Regions from separate parts of the Homo sapiens genome. Here region 1 is linked to region 2. The links are chromatin contacts, found by Hi-C or POLR2A ChIA-PET in ENCODE. All regions are on one chromosome and are shown on one strand. The core of a region is the stretch at or near the end of the contact, and the rest is flanking DNA. Distances in the headings are between cores, read along the strand shown. Region 1 has its middle 17 kb from the start of LINC00887. Region 2 has its middle 63 kb from the start of LINC02038.

What was found. A loop is a pair of places that touch in the nucleus more often than their neighbours do. ChIA-PET counts read pairs that join two places held with the same protein, here RNA polymerase II (POLR2A). Pooled maps may share reads with other maps.
Region 1: a loop to region 2 is called in a map of PC-9, with 9 times the contacts of the local background. The contact joins two enhancer-like sites. A Hi-C loop is called at or near these places in 6 of 168 maps with a recorded cell type or tissue (HL-60/S4, PC-9, astrocyte of the cerebellum and 3 more) and 3 of 50 pooled maps. POLR2A ChIA-PET finds 5 or more read pairs at or near these places in 6 of 52 experiments (A673, AG04449, Caco-2 and 3 more).

Annotation. Positions count from the first base shown.
Region 1 is chr3:194,293,113-194,299,295 of GRCh38, forward strand. No RefSeq gene overlaps it. Among named protein-coding and RNA genes, the nearest start is that of LINC00887, 17 kb to the right of the region's middle. Within about 2 kb of position 4,304, at least 20 of the 41 ENCODE cell types and tissues checked have a DNase peak (open chromatin) inside an H3K27ac peak, as active enhancers do; they include A673, HCT116 and PC-9, where a contact is called at or near this core.
Region 2 is chr3:193,777,915-193,784,063 of GRCh38, forward strand. No RefSeq gene overlaps it. Among named protein-coding and RNA genes, the nearest start is that of LINC02038, 63 kb to the right of the region's middle. RefSeq lists silencers at 2,994-3,053, 3,306-3,600. Within about 2 kb of position 4,522, at least 11 of the 41 ENCODE cell types and tissues checked have a DNase peak (open chromatin) inside an H3K27ac peak, as active enhancers do; they include A673, HCT116 and PC-9, where a contact is called at or near this core.

The DNA of each region.
Region 1 (6,183 bases), core at 3,054-5,553, 510 kb after region 2:
GGAATGAGTCACTGTGCCCAGCCAGGATAAGATAAATTAAATAAGCAGAGAAGGTGGAGAGATGTGGCAGAGGAAACGGCAGAGGGAACATCCCAGCAGTGCCCCCTGTGACATTTGGGGGAGTCATGGGTATTTTGATGGGGCAGGTGCTTAGGAGCAAACTAATGGGAAAAGAAGCAACGCAGAGCATTTGGTCCCTGGTTTAGCTGTTTGCTGTCTGATGTTCTCTGTGTTTGGGCATCAGCGTCCAAGCCCTGCTTATGCCCACTGGGCCAGTCTCTCAGGAGAGCAACAGGGTACCCTATACCTATTCATTCAGAGCCAGCAGCCAGGTGATTACTCAGCATAAAGAAACTTCTTTTGAGCCACATCATCCATGACATTGGATCCAAACTGCCAAGTCCACAAGGCTGCAAAATTTCCCCAATGTATTCATTTGGGTTCCAGTTAAATGGACAATAATGATCCTTTAGGAGTGTGTGGTGAAGTGTGAACACATCCAGCACCTTCTGCTTTACAAAACACTTTCTCACCTGTTGACCAGATGACTCTACCCATGCTCCCACCAGTTAGGGAGGCAGAGAAAATGTACCCCATTTGATAGATGAGGAAACAGGCTAGAGTTGCCAACTAGGTTCAAGGTCGATGTCCCCTGTCATAGTGGCTGAAGGACATAAACAGTGTGAAGGTCAGGGGCGGGAGAAGAAGTGATTTATTGACCAGGTCTCCATCCAGCCTTTTTGGGATATGACTCTTTCAGCAGAATGTCAAAAAGTCTAATTTTCTGTGGACTCCAGAAAAGTTGATTTTGATCAGATCAACAAGCCACCTCAGAGTGTTGAACTCATACCCTCTGGCTTTTTCTGCTAATGACTATGAAATTCACATTCAGTGATGAACCTCTTCTCAGGATGGAATGCTTTTATAGTAATGCCAATTAATAACTTTCTTCTTCTCCTAGCCCTCTTTGTGATGTTGAATCACAGGGCATAGATGCTGGCAGGGCTTTAGAGGCACTAGTAATGTGGTTTTTAAATTTTTTTCATTGACTGATCAGCATCTTTCATCTCCTTGGTTCATAACCTGTGAAGTAGGCAACAGCCTGGATCATTATCCCCATCTTATACGCGAAATAACCAAGAAAAAAAGCGGCTAAGCCACTTACCCAAGTTGTAGAGCTAGGTCTAGAACATGTCTTATGACTCCCAAACAATGCTCAATCTACTACATCAAACTTCCTTTCTCTTCCACCCTGCAGATTAGATGCAAATTACTACATGCTTGAGCTTCACCGAGAAGGAAACCAGCTCAGAGAGGAGTAGAGGTCTGGCCTTCATGGCAGTGTGGGAGAGCTCCTTGACTCTTACCCTCCCTCCAGAGACAGAAACAGTTTCCCTTCAAACCATCATGAGGATTGTTGCACGCCAGCTCTGTCTTAACTTAAATATGACTCCAGGTCAATATCAAAAGGAAGGTGACAGTGTCCACCTACCCATTCCCCAGTAGCTGGCCACATTGTGCCGTCCTAGCCACAGCTGAGCCTGCTCCAGGCCATTCTCTTGAAACACATACTAGCATCCTCCCCCGAGCCCAGCTTCCACTGACAGGCAGGCTCTGAATCCAGCAGGCTGCTGCCTGAAGCAGCTCCCAGCAGGAGCTAGATGGAGGCCGGCAAGGTTACAGGTGCTTTTCATCCAGCCTCACAGGAGAGCACCAACTTCCTGCTGCTAGAAATTTGTCTGCAAATTTTTGTCTTCATTCAAATCGATGGATAGAAGCCGGGAGACACTGGGGTGATATGATAACTTGATTAAGCCCCAGAACAGATGACACGGTAGCTTAAAGGCCATGTGCTCTCCTCCTTAACCTCTCCCAGGGAGACCGCAGGCTTTGCTAGTAATTGGCCCATTGTCCTTCCACTGCGATTCCTGCACAAGCCGGGAATCGCCTGGCTAGGGGCTCCTCTCTGGGGCAGCCTTAAATACTCTCAGACCAGTCAGGCCTAGGGAACTGTGAAAAATACCTGTGCAATGGAACATACCAGAGTCACATTCTGAGAAGCTAAAAATGACCCTTACTGAAAACAATGACCTAGGATATTCTCCCATCCTCAAGCACAACTGTAAATTGCAACACACACAGGGATGAAAGCCCAAGACTGTTAAAAGGTGTTCAAACTTTTAGAATATTCCGTTCTTTTGGGGGAAAATCCCCCTGACCTTTCATTTTTGTCGAGGTTGGTGTCTCCTGCTGGATTACCCATTATTGAGAATGTTTTTGATCAACCACTTCCAGATACTCTGGCATTCACTGGTGTGAGCCCGTCTTGGGTGAGCTAAGGTGGATACCTGTGTATATCATTGCCTCTGGAAAAGAGATAGGTGGGTTCCAAGCCAGAAAGAAGAGTGCTAAATAGAAGATATAAGTAGAGCTGGGCGTGGGGTCGTGAACAGTGGCTCAGGCCTGTAATCTCAGCACTTTGGGAGGCTGAGGCGGGCAGATCACCTGAGGTCAGGAGTTGGAGACTGGCCTGGCCAACATGCCAAAACCTCGTCTCTACTTTAAAAAAAAAAAAAAGGGCCGGGCACAGTGGCTCACGCCTGTAATCCCAGCACTTTGGGAGGCCAAGGCGGGCGGATCCCGAGGTCAGGAGGTCGAGACCATCCTGGCTAACATGCTGAAACCTCGTCTCTACTAAAAATACAAAAAAAAAAAAAAAATTAGCCAGGCGTGGTGGCGGGCGCCTGTAGTGCCAGCTACTCGGGAGGCTGAGGCAGGAGAATGGCGTGAACCCGGGAGACGGAGCTTGCAGTGAGCGCGGCACTGCACTCCATTCAGCCTGGTCGACAGAGCGGGACTCCGTTTCAAAAAAAAAAAAAAAAAAGTAGCCGGGTGTGGTGGCGGACGCCTGTAATCCCAGCTACTTGGGAGGTTGAGGCAGGAGAATCGCTTGCACCTGGGAGGCGTAGGCTTCGGAAAGAGGAGGCTTCAGTGAGCCGAGACCGCATCACTGCACTCCAGCCTGGGCGACAAAGCGAGACTCCATCTAAAAAAAAAAAAAAAAGATGTAAGTAGATATTTGCTGTGATGATAGTTTTGCATTCTATTTTAAAATCTTCTGTCAGTCTTTGTTCAGTGATAGACTTAAGACATTTAAGAGCTGAGAGGGAGCGGAACACGAATCCCCTCAACCCATTTTTTTTTAGGAATATATGAGAGGAATAAAATTCGCTACTGTCTGCTCAAAGTTTGAGTTGGACCCTTGCTGGGGAATGTGAAAAACAAAGCTGTTGGTGACGCTTTGAAAATCAGCAAGGTGTACTATTAAAGGTTAAATAAATGCTATTTTAAATTCTCATTCATTATGATTTATTGCTCAAGTCTCCCTATGAGAAAGAGGGCTACAGTATGCCAACATCACCCCTTTCTGTCTTTGTCATGGGAATGGAATGTCTTTTGAACTGCTAAAGTAGATAATTCCATGCCTGGAAGAAAAACGAAGGCAGGGGGAGGGGAGAGTAGAAGGAAAAAAGATCCTCTCATTTCCTAATAACTGCAAAGGCCAGGAATGTGCCACAGCGGCATTCAGGAAAATTCGGCGATGCGTGCCACCGTTGGGTGCGCGCCCCGTCCCTCTAGTGCCAGGTGGGGGACTGGGAAGCCGCCTCTGCCATCTGCCAAGGACCCACGCGGCCTGAGTGATTTACCCATTCCCGGCAATGGCGAGATTTCTTTCTAAAAAAAAAAGAAAAAAGAAAGAAAAAAAAAATCTTTGTTGTTTCACCGTTGGCCTCTTGGCCTCGAAGGGCAGCGCGCGCCCCGCCTGCAGTCCCCCGGGCCGCGCGGCTGGAAAGGCCTCTCTGAAGGGGGCGTTCCGCTCTGCCCACTGCGACTCCGGCCATTGTCCTCATTCGCCCCGCACGGGGACTGAGGAGGGGGCTTTTTAAGTAGTTCCCCGGGAACAAAGGGGACTCAGGCGCCGGGCTTCATTACGGGCTCGTTGGCCACACCAGCGGCCCCGCCTCTCGCCACAGCCTCGGCCACAACCAGCCCCAGCCAGTGGCTCAAGGCCGCCGCCGCCGCCAGCTTGCTGGCTCCTCCCGGCCCTCCCCCTCCTGCCCCCTCCGTCCCCTCCCCTCCAGCCCCGGGCCCCCGCTGCGCCCACGCCCCGCCGGACCGCTCCCGCCTGCCAGGTAAAAGCAGAGCGCCGGGATCCACCCGGCCCCGGGCCGCTCCAGACCTGCCCCACGCCCTGGCGTGTCCCTTTCCCGGTGGGGACCCTCTAGCGGCCTGAGTTTGAGAGAAGATCTAAGCTAAGCCGCCACAGCGAGGGACCACATTGAGAAGATCGGAGCCTGCCTGGCCGTTGTGAGCCTCCTCTCCTGCGGCTGAACAGACCTAACTGACTACAGCCAGGAGTGGGTCATTCGAGGGTCAGGAGAGGTTTTAGACGTAAAATACACACGTGGGTGACCTCAAACATACTCTCTGAGCCTCTTGTTGAACAAAATGGAGCTAGGCAGTTTGGGGTTCTTTGTTTGTTTGTTTTTACATGGAGTCTCACTCTGTCACCCAGGCTGGAGTGCAGTGGTGCAATCTCGGCTCACTGCAACCTCCGTCTCCCAGGTTCAAGTGATTCTCCTGCCTCAGCCTCCCAAGTAGCTGGGATTACAGGCACGCGCCTCCACGCCTGGCTAATTTTTGTATTTTTAGTAGAGAAAGGGGGTTTCGCCATGTTGGCCAGGCTGGTCTCGAACTGCTGACCTCAGGTGATCCGCCTGCCTCAGCCTCCCAAAGAGCTGGGATTACAGGAGTGAGCCACCACGTGGAGCTAGGCAGTTTTAAGAGTGATCAATAATGTATGAGACACGCTCCTTTCTAGTAGGTGCTGCTTAAATCATAATTAGTGTCATTGTCGCATGGAACCTACAGCATCCAACGTAAGAGGCTTTGAAAAGTGCTTCTGGGCCGGACAAGGTGGCTTCCCCCTGTAATCCCAGCAACTCTTGGGGCTGAAGTGGGAGGATTGCTTGAGGCCAGGAGTTCAAGCACAGTCTGGGAAACGTGGCAAGAGCTCATCTCTAAAAAATAAAATCAATTAGCCAGGCATGGTGATGCCCACCTGTAGTCTTAGCGACTCAGGGGGCTGAGACACGAGAATTGCTTGAGCCCAGGAGTTTAAGCCTCCAGGGAGCTGTGATCACAGCACGGTACTCTAGCCTGGGCAACAAAAGAGACCCAGTCTCTTTTAAAAATTTAAAAATAAAATAAGAATGAAAGTGCTCTGAAGTGATGAGGACCGCAATGGAGCGTCAACAGCAGGCTAGGAAATCATAGCACGTGCTCCTCCACTGAGAGAAACCTCCTCCGTGCGCCCCCTGCTCCTGCCTAAGCTCCTCTGCAGAAGGACCTTCAAAGCCTGGGGCAAGCTCCCCCGCAGGTGCTGCACAATGATAAATCCTGATGCATAAGAGCCCCAGACAAGGCTAATGGGCCACGCGTGGGAAGCCAGGAGGTAATTGAATGGAGAGATTTCCCTGGGTGGCTGGGAGGGCTGCTCCACGCTGAACCATGCCAAGCTCCACTGCTCACAGAGGATCTGGCCAGCGCCCGCAGGAAGTGGGTGAAAGAACATTCACTGGTAGAAAAGAGTGCAGCCTCCCAGGGGAGCTTCCCATAGGGCCAAAGAGCTCGCACTCCAGCTCCTCGGTGGCACCCCGGATTAGTTGAAAGGCTGCCCTCATTGGTGCCCGCCCAGAGGACTCCTGATACATCAGATGAGGCCTGGGCAGGCAGGTGGGAAGCACAAACCCACAGGCAGCTGAGAACAGATACAAATCCTCTCCTCCATCCAAACAGAAGACCATTTGTTCCTTCTCCGTTGGGGTGGGCACTGAGGAAGGCAGTTTGTTGCAGAGTGGAGCAGACAGCAAGCTGACTGCTGTCCCCAGATTGCCGCCCACACCTAACCAGGACTAGCCCTGGGAGCAAGGAGGGAAAATGTAGGACAGTGACCAACGGTGGCCCTGCGGATGGGTGAGCACACTCCTACTCCTTCACACAGCTCATACCAGGCACCAGATCCCAGTGATGCTGTGTCATCCACAGCACACCAGCGGTTACACCTGAGGTTCCCAAAGAAGTAATGGATTTGGCATTTTCTTTTTTTCTTTCTTTTTTCTT
Region 2 (6,149 bases), core at 3,272-5,771:
AAATAAGGTATTTATGAGATTACAAAAGACTGGTTAAATAAAATATAGTATATCTATATGACACAATCCTATGAAACCATTAAAAATAACACCATAGAATAGTATAGTCATGGAAAGACATTCGTAATATTTTGTTTTGCAAAAATCCAGGGCTTTTAAACAAGACTTCACACAGGATAATAGTTTTGCAAAAATATATCCAAAAAATATGCCTAGAAAGAGATCTGAGGGGATCTACACCAAACTGTTAATATCTATCTTTAGGTAGTAGGGTTTTAGGAGATATTTGTCTTTTTTATAATTTTCTGTATTTCCAATACAGAAAATGAAGGTGTATCATTCTTAGAAAAAATACAAGTGTGTATCATTCTTGGAAATTTACTTAAAATGAATGTGTATCATTCTTAGAAAAAAATATTAAAATTATTTAAAAGAAACAAAATTTTGTTCTTAAATATGTGTATTCTTTTCACATCTCATTTTTCAGATACATGAAATGGCAGCTACGAAACATCTTAAAAGGTCAGAAAATAAATGAATTGTTGGCTAGAGGTCAGCCAACAATAAAAAATTTGGATGATCAAAACTGCTTGACATATATACAATGCTAGGTGAGTTAATTTTATTAAGGCTGAAGAGAAAAAAATGTATAAAGGTTTTCAAATGAAGAACCTGGCCTGACTGGCATGTGTCCTTATTATGATCCCAGCGTGTCCATCTTGCAGAGGGCTTAAAGATGATCCACATCAGCTCCCACATTACACAGACAGGTAAGGCACTTGCTCCAGGTCTGGGAGCTGTTTACAGCAAAGCCAGGACTAGAACCCTGTGTCCAGCTCTAGCTCCCATCTCAGGGCCAAAGCTACAAGGACACCCGCCCTCTCCGTGTGACCATGGAGGATGCCGGGGCTGAGATTTCCTTCCTGGAGCGCTCCAGGTATGCATTCTGACGGCTCACGTTACTTTCTTCTCAGTGGCGGTCCTTGGCTCTAGAATGTGATCTCCTTGGAGATAGACATGGCACTAGGCGTGCGGATCCTGTCTGGAGTGGGCAGAGCTTCTTCTAGAATACCAGGGCTTCCTGCCACATTCTCTTCACTGCACGGCAGTTTGTCTGTGTTCTCTGAAGTACTCTTCTGGGTTAATTTGCCCTAAGGGAGGAGAGCAGAGATTGGAAAAGTCAAAATATTAGATTACGTGAATATCGCTTATAAATTACTTGGAAATTCAATTCTACCACTATCCCCTGAGAATGTCCTCATTGCTGGGAACTGTCCTCACTGCTGGATCTTTGGGAGGAAGGAGGGTGATGAAAGGAAAGAGGAAGATGCTGTAGACACTGCCGCTGCACTCCAGGGTCTCAGAATCTGAGTGGGGGAATAGTCAATGGGAAGAAGGAGCTGTAAAATAAGGCAGCCTAGAAGAATGTGAAAAGGTACAAGCCGAATACAACACCAGCAGACTCAACAGGGATTGTTTAGTTTGGAGGGAGGAGGTCCCTAAAGGCTTCCAGGAAAGGATGGCATTTGAGATAGGTCTTTGGGAAATGGGATCTCAACATTTAGAGACAGAGAAAGGAGCATTTGAGGTTGAGGGAGCTGTGAGTGACAGTATGGTCAATGCAGATGCAGAACGGCCTTGGGGGTGGAACTAGAAACAGGTAAGGGGCCAGTGTGGCCGGAACTCAGTGCACATAGGAAAATATGAAGAGAAGGTGTTGGAGGGATGTGGGGTCATGGTTTGAGGTGCTTGAAGAACCCATAAAAGTATCTGGACTTATCCTATATGAAAAAAGGAGGTGTTGCCTGCAGGATTTTGAGGTGAGCTGTGCTTTAGGAATTTTTTTTTTTTCACATTGGAGGGGAAAAGACTAGAGTCAGAAGCAGTCATTTTAGAGAGAAGAAATAATCGTGATGACAGGAAGATCCCAGGTCCCCTGCTTCCAGCTGGCGAGGAGAGAAACCAAGCTCTTTGGTTCTTCTTAGACTTTGTGGCTGCTCTTACAACTTGCTGAGAGAAACTTCTGAGCTGGTGTTTCAGCAGCTTTAGTTAGAAGCCAGGAAATGTAACTAGTGATGTTGGTGGCCCCTCTGCGATGGGTGGAAGGCTGGCGTCCTCCCCACTACCATGCAGGAGAAATTGTGCTCCCACGCTAACAGCTGGGACCCCAGTGTGGTCCTGAGTCGGCGACTGTAAAGCTACATTTTCCAACTAAGGGATGCCTCAGGAAATAATAAATCTCTCAGGATTTATGGGCCAGGAAATTCTTTCAGGAGAGAAAATAGAGAAGAGGTAAAGCAGAGATGGGGCAAGGCAGGAGAGCAGCTGCCCAGGACCCTCCTGGCACAAATATTGGGCTTGGTGAGTTGCGGAATTGCCCATCAGAACTCATGGCTGAGAAGGACTTGAAGGATAATCTAATAGGATCTCTTTTGCTTTCCCCTTCATTGAACTCATGCTTCCTTCTCTGCAAAGTAAGAAGGTTGAACTCAATGACCTCCAGGGTCTTTGCCTCCAGGTTATTTGATGCTTGTGGTGAAGCCAGTCTTCTCACTAAGGGCTCTGGTTATGCCACATGCCTCATTTTCCCCAGCTGAAAATGCAATCAACCGAGTCACCTATCACCCATGTTTGGGCTGAGGATTAACGATGGGAGGACATCTGGAGACTTCCCTCGGAGGGATACAGCTGGGTCTGATTACCTCTTATTTACTGTCTTTTTACTCTGGAGACGGCCCACATACTCACCCTAAGGAACAATGACAGAAGCATGCAGACCATCCCAACACACCCTCCAAAACACCCCCAGCCCAGCAGCCAGTCGCCATGCATAAAATGCATAAATCCACAAACGCAGACTCGGGCACACACATAGGCACACGCACACACGTCCTCTTTCTTCGCCTTTTCTGCCTGGTGTCTGTCAAACAGTGCATCCCCTTCATTCTCAGAGATCTGAGACCGGCCTTGTTCTGGAGTTGGTGAATTCCAGCACACCCCCTGCCTTCATTCCAAGCTGGAGCTCCGGGTGCCGTCAGCAGATGGCGCCCGGAGCTCTCAAACGACTGGGTGAATGCCTCGGGCCTGAACTTCTGGCCTCCCCACTCCCACCCTTGGAATGGGATAATTTGGGAGTCATCTGTGGGAGGGCTGCCAAGGCCTTAAATTTACTACTTGGAGCTGGGATAATTTTCCCCAGACGGGGCATGGAGGGGGAGAGAGGAGGAAGGAAGCGGGGTGGGGGCTGCAGACCTGGTCAGGGCCACGACAGCTCCAGCTCTGCCAGCCAAAGAAGGCCTCACTGAGAGGCCCCATCCAAAGGGGTGTCTGAAACAAGGGCAGGTCACACCCTGGAGGGGGAAATGCTTTCACTGCTATGAAAACCCAGGAGAACAGAAGGATTTACAGACAAAAAATAAAGCCAACAAGAGCTTCCAAATCATGTCTATCCCTCCCACTTCCAATCTCTGACTCATCTTCTAAGCCCAGTTTCAACCTCACCTACTGTGTGAAGCTGTCCCTGACCCACACACCTCCTGTCAGCATTAACCATTCATTTCCTTTTAACTTTTTATTCTGGAATTTTCCAAGCATATACAAAAATAGAGAATATGATATAACAAACTCTCTTATACCCACGCCCAGCTTTAATAATGACAATTATCAATGTTTTGCCAAATTGTTCATCTATTCTCCAACCTTTTTTCTGGAATGTTTTAAATCAAACCCCAGACATCATATCATCTCACCCCAAAACACTTAAGATGTTTTTCCCTAGCGTTACTTATTTATTTATTTATTTTGAGATAGAGTCTTGCTCTGCCGCCCAGGCTGGAGTACAGTGGTGTGAACTTGGCTCACAGCAACCTCCACCTCCCAGATTCAAGTGATTCTCCTGTCTCAGCCTCCTGAGTAGCTGGGATTACAGGCTCCCGCCACCCTGCCTAGTTAATTTTTGTATTTTTAGTAGAGACAGGGTTTCTCCATGTTTGCCAGGCTGGTCTCGAACTCCTGACCTCAGGTGATCCGCCTGCTTTGGACTTTCAAAGTGCTGGGATTACAGGCATGAGCCACCGGGCCTGGCTTTCCCTAGAGTATTTTAAAACAACCTAGACATCTGCATGCATCTCTGACTGAGAAGGACTGCTTTCCCTTTAACATAACCACTTGCCATTATTATATCTAACATTTACAATCATTCTTTATGGCACTTAGCTCCCTGTGGCATTTGTCATGGTTCGTTTGGTGTGAGAGTTACACCGAACATAAGTGTGTATCCCCTCTATTTGACTGTAGTTGCGTTTGGAGCATGGATCAGACCTCACTTATTCTGGAGTTCTCAAGGACTCCCAACAGCACCTGCTCAGAAGCCCTGGAAAGTCAGAGCACAATTAAGGACATTCGCTCTAAGAAGACACTCTCACGGTTATCGCTGGAACCCAGGGTCCCTCCAATTGGAAATGTGAAGTCAAAGGAGGAAATTGCTCTTAGGCTGAGTCACAAGACTCGTGTCCTTTTCTCCTGAGGTAGATAAGAGACACACACACAGGCAGATACACACCTCATGCCTCCAGGAGCCGCAGAGGCAGAGAATGCAAAAAATGTGGTGGTGCCAGCCGCAGCGAGGTCTGGAAATGCCTTCTTAATTGAGCCTTTCTGGGAGCTGCACAGGCTGGCTGGAGGAGGGACAGGAATGGAGAGGCGAGTGAGGTGGAAGGGGCCACGAAGGGCCATGTCTGAGATGGGGCCCAGGGGTCTTTGATCCTACTTCGTTTGTCATGAGTTTAGAGACCCAGAAAAAAGAGCCTTGAGTTTCTTCCAATAAAGCACTGTTACCTGAAAAATGCCCATCAGAACAGAATTGCTCCACCTTTGAATGGTTCTGTCTATAGGAAAGTCTTTTCTAATAGGAGCCCAAGTCTCTTTTCCTGCAGCTTTCACACACTGGGGCCACTCTGAACAAATTTAGTGGTTTGACAGGAATGATTAGGGGTGGGGATGGGACTCAGAAACCTCTGCAGGGTGCCTAGTAAGTGCTAGACATCTTGCATGCATTAAGTCGTAAACCAGAAAACTCCAGAGAGACCTTTGCTGTGGATATTACTGTCCCATGTTGCGGATGAGGAAAGGGGCTCTGGGAAGTCTGCAGGTTGCCCAGGACACAGGTCCACCCAGCTCTCATCTAGCCTGTCTTCTGGTTTCCCTTCAGATGGCTGGAAACACGGCTCCTGGCTCCTCGAGCCCTCTGGTCTCCCGGCTTCAGACCTCCCTTACAGCACATACTTTCCCAGCCCATCATGACCAGCTTCTGGGGTTCCCTCTGTTTGGTCTGCAACCCTCTTCAGTGAGATCCCAGACAGGGACATAAGCATTCTTGTTGCTTTGCTGGGAAAGCACGATATGCCAGCCAGCAACCGATGTACATCATCATTTGCTTGAAGAAATAACATGAGCTTGTGACTCCTGGCCACACTCTGGGTAGCAGGAGGAGCACAGTCTGAGGTCAAAGGATGTCACAACTCTCAGCCAGGCTGGCTGAGACAGGTTCTAAAACAACCCTTTCCAACCTACTGCTCTCCTACTCCCAGGACCTGGAGCCACTGACCCTGCCATGGAACAGGTTGCATGATGTTTTACATCAAATTGTATTGATTCTTTGGTGAATAGGTAATACGTTCTCATGGTTTAAAGTTTAAAATGGTACCAACGATATAAAGTAGAAATCCTCCCTCCTACTCCTTCCTCCCATCACCCATCTTCCACTTCTAGGAACAATGTTTCCAGCTTCTGGTGCATTCCTTCAGATGTAGTCATCATGGATACAATGCAAATAAGTAGGTATATGTGTATCCCTATTCCTTTTTCCTTTTTAAATACAAAATCAGTGTATTATACTGTTTACCACTGCCCTCACCTTTAAAAAGTTTTTTAGATTTTTTGTAGAGATTGGATCTTGAGATGTTGCCCAGGCTATCTTGAATTCCTGGCCTTAAGCGATCTTTCACCTCGGCTTCCCGAAGTGCTGGGATTATAGTTGTGAGCCACTTGAACTCCCTCCTTTTATTCACTTAGCACGTATACCTGCAAGTTTGTGACTTGAAGGGGTTTAAATTTACCCTCTTCTGCACCAGTGGTCCGAATGTGAACCC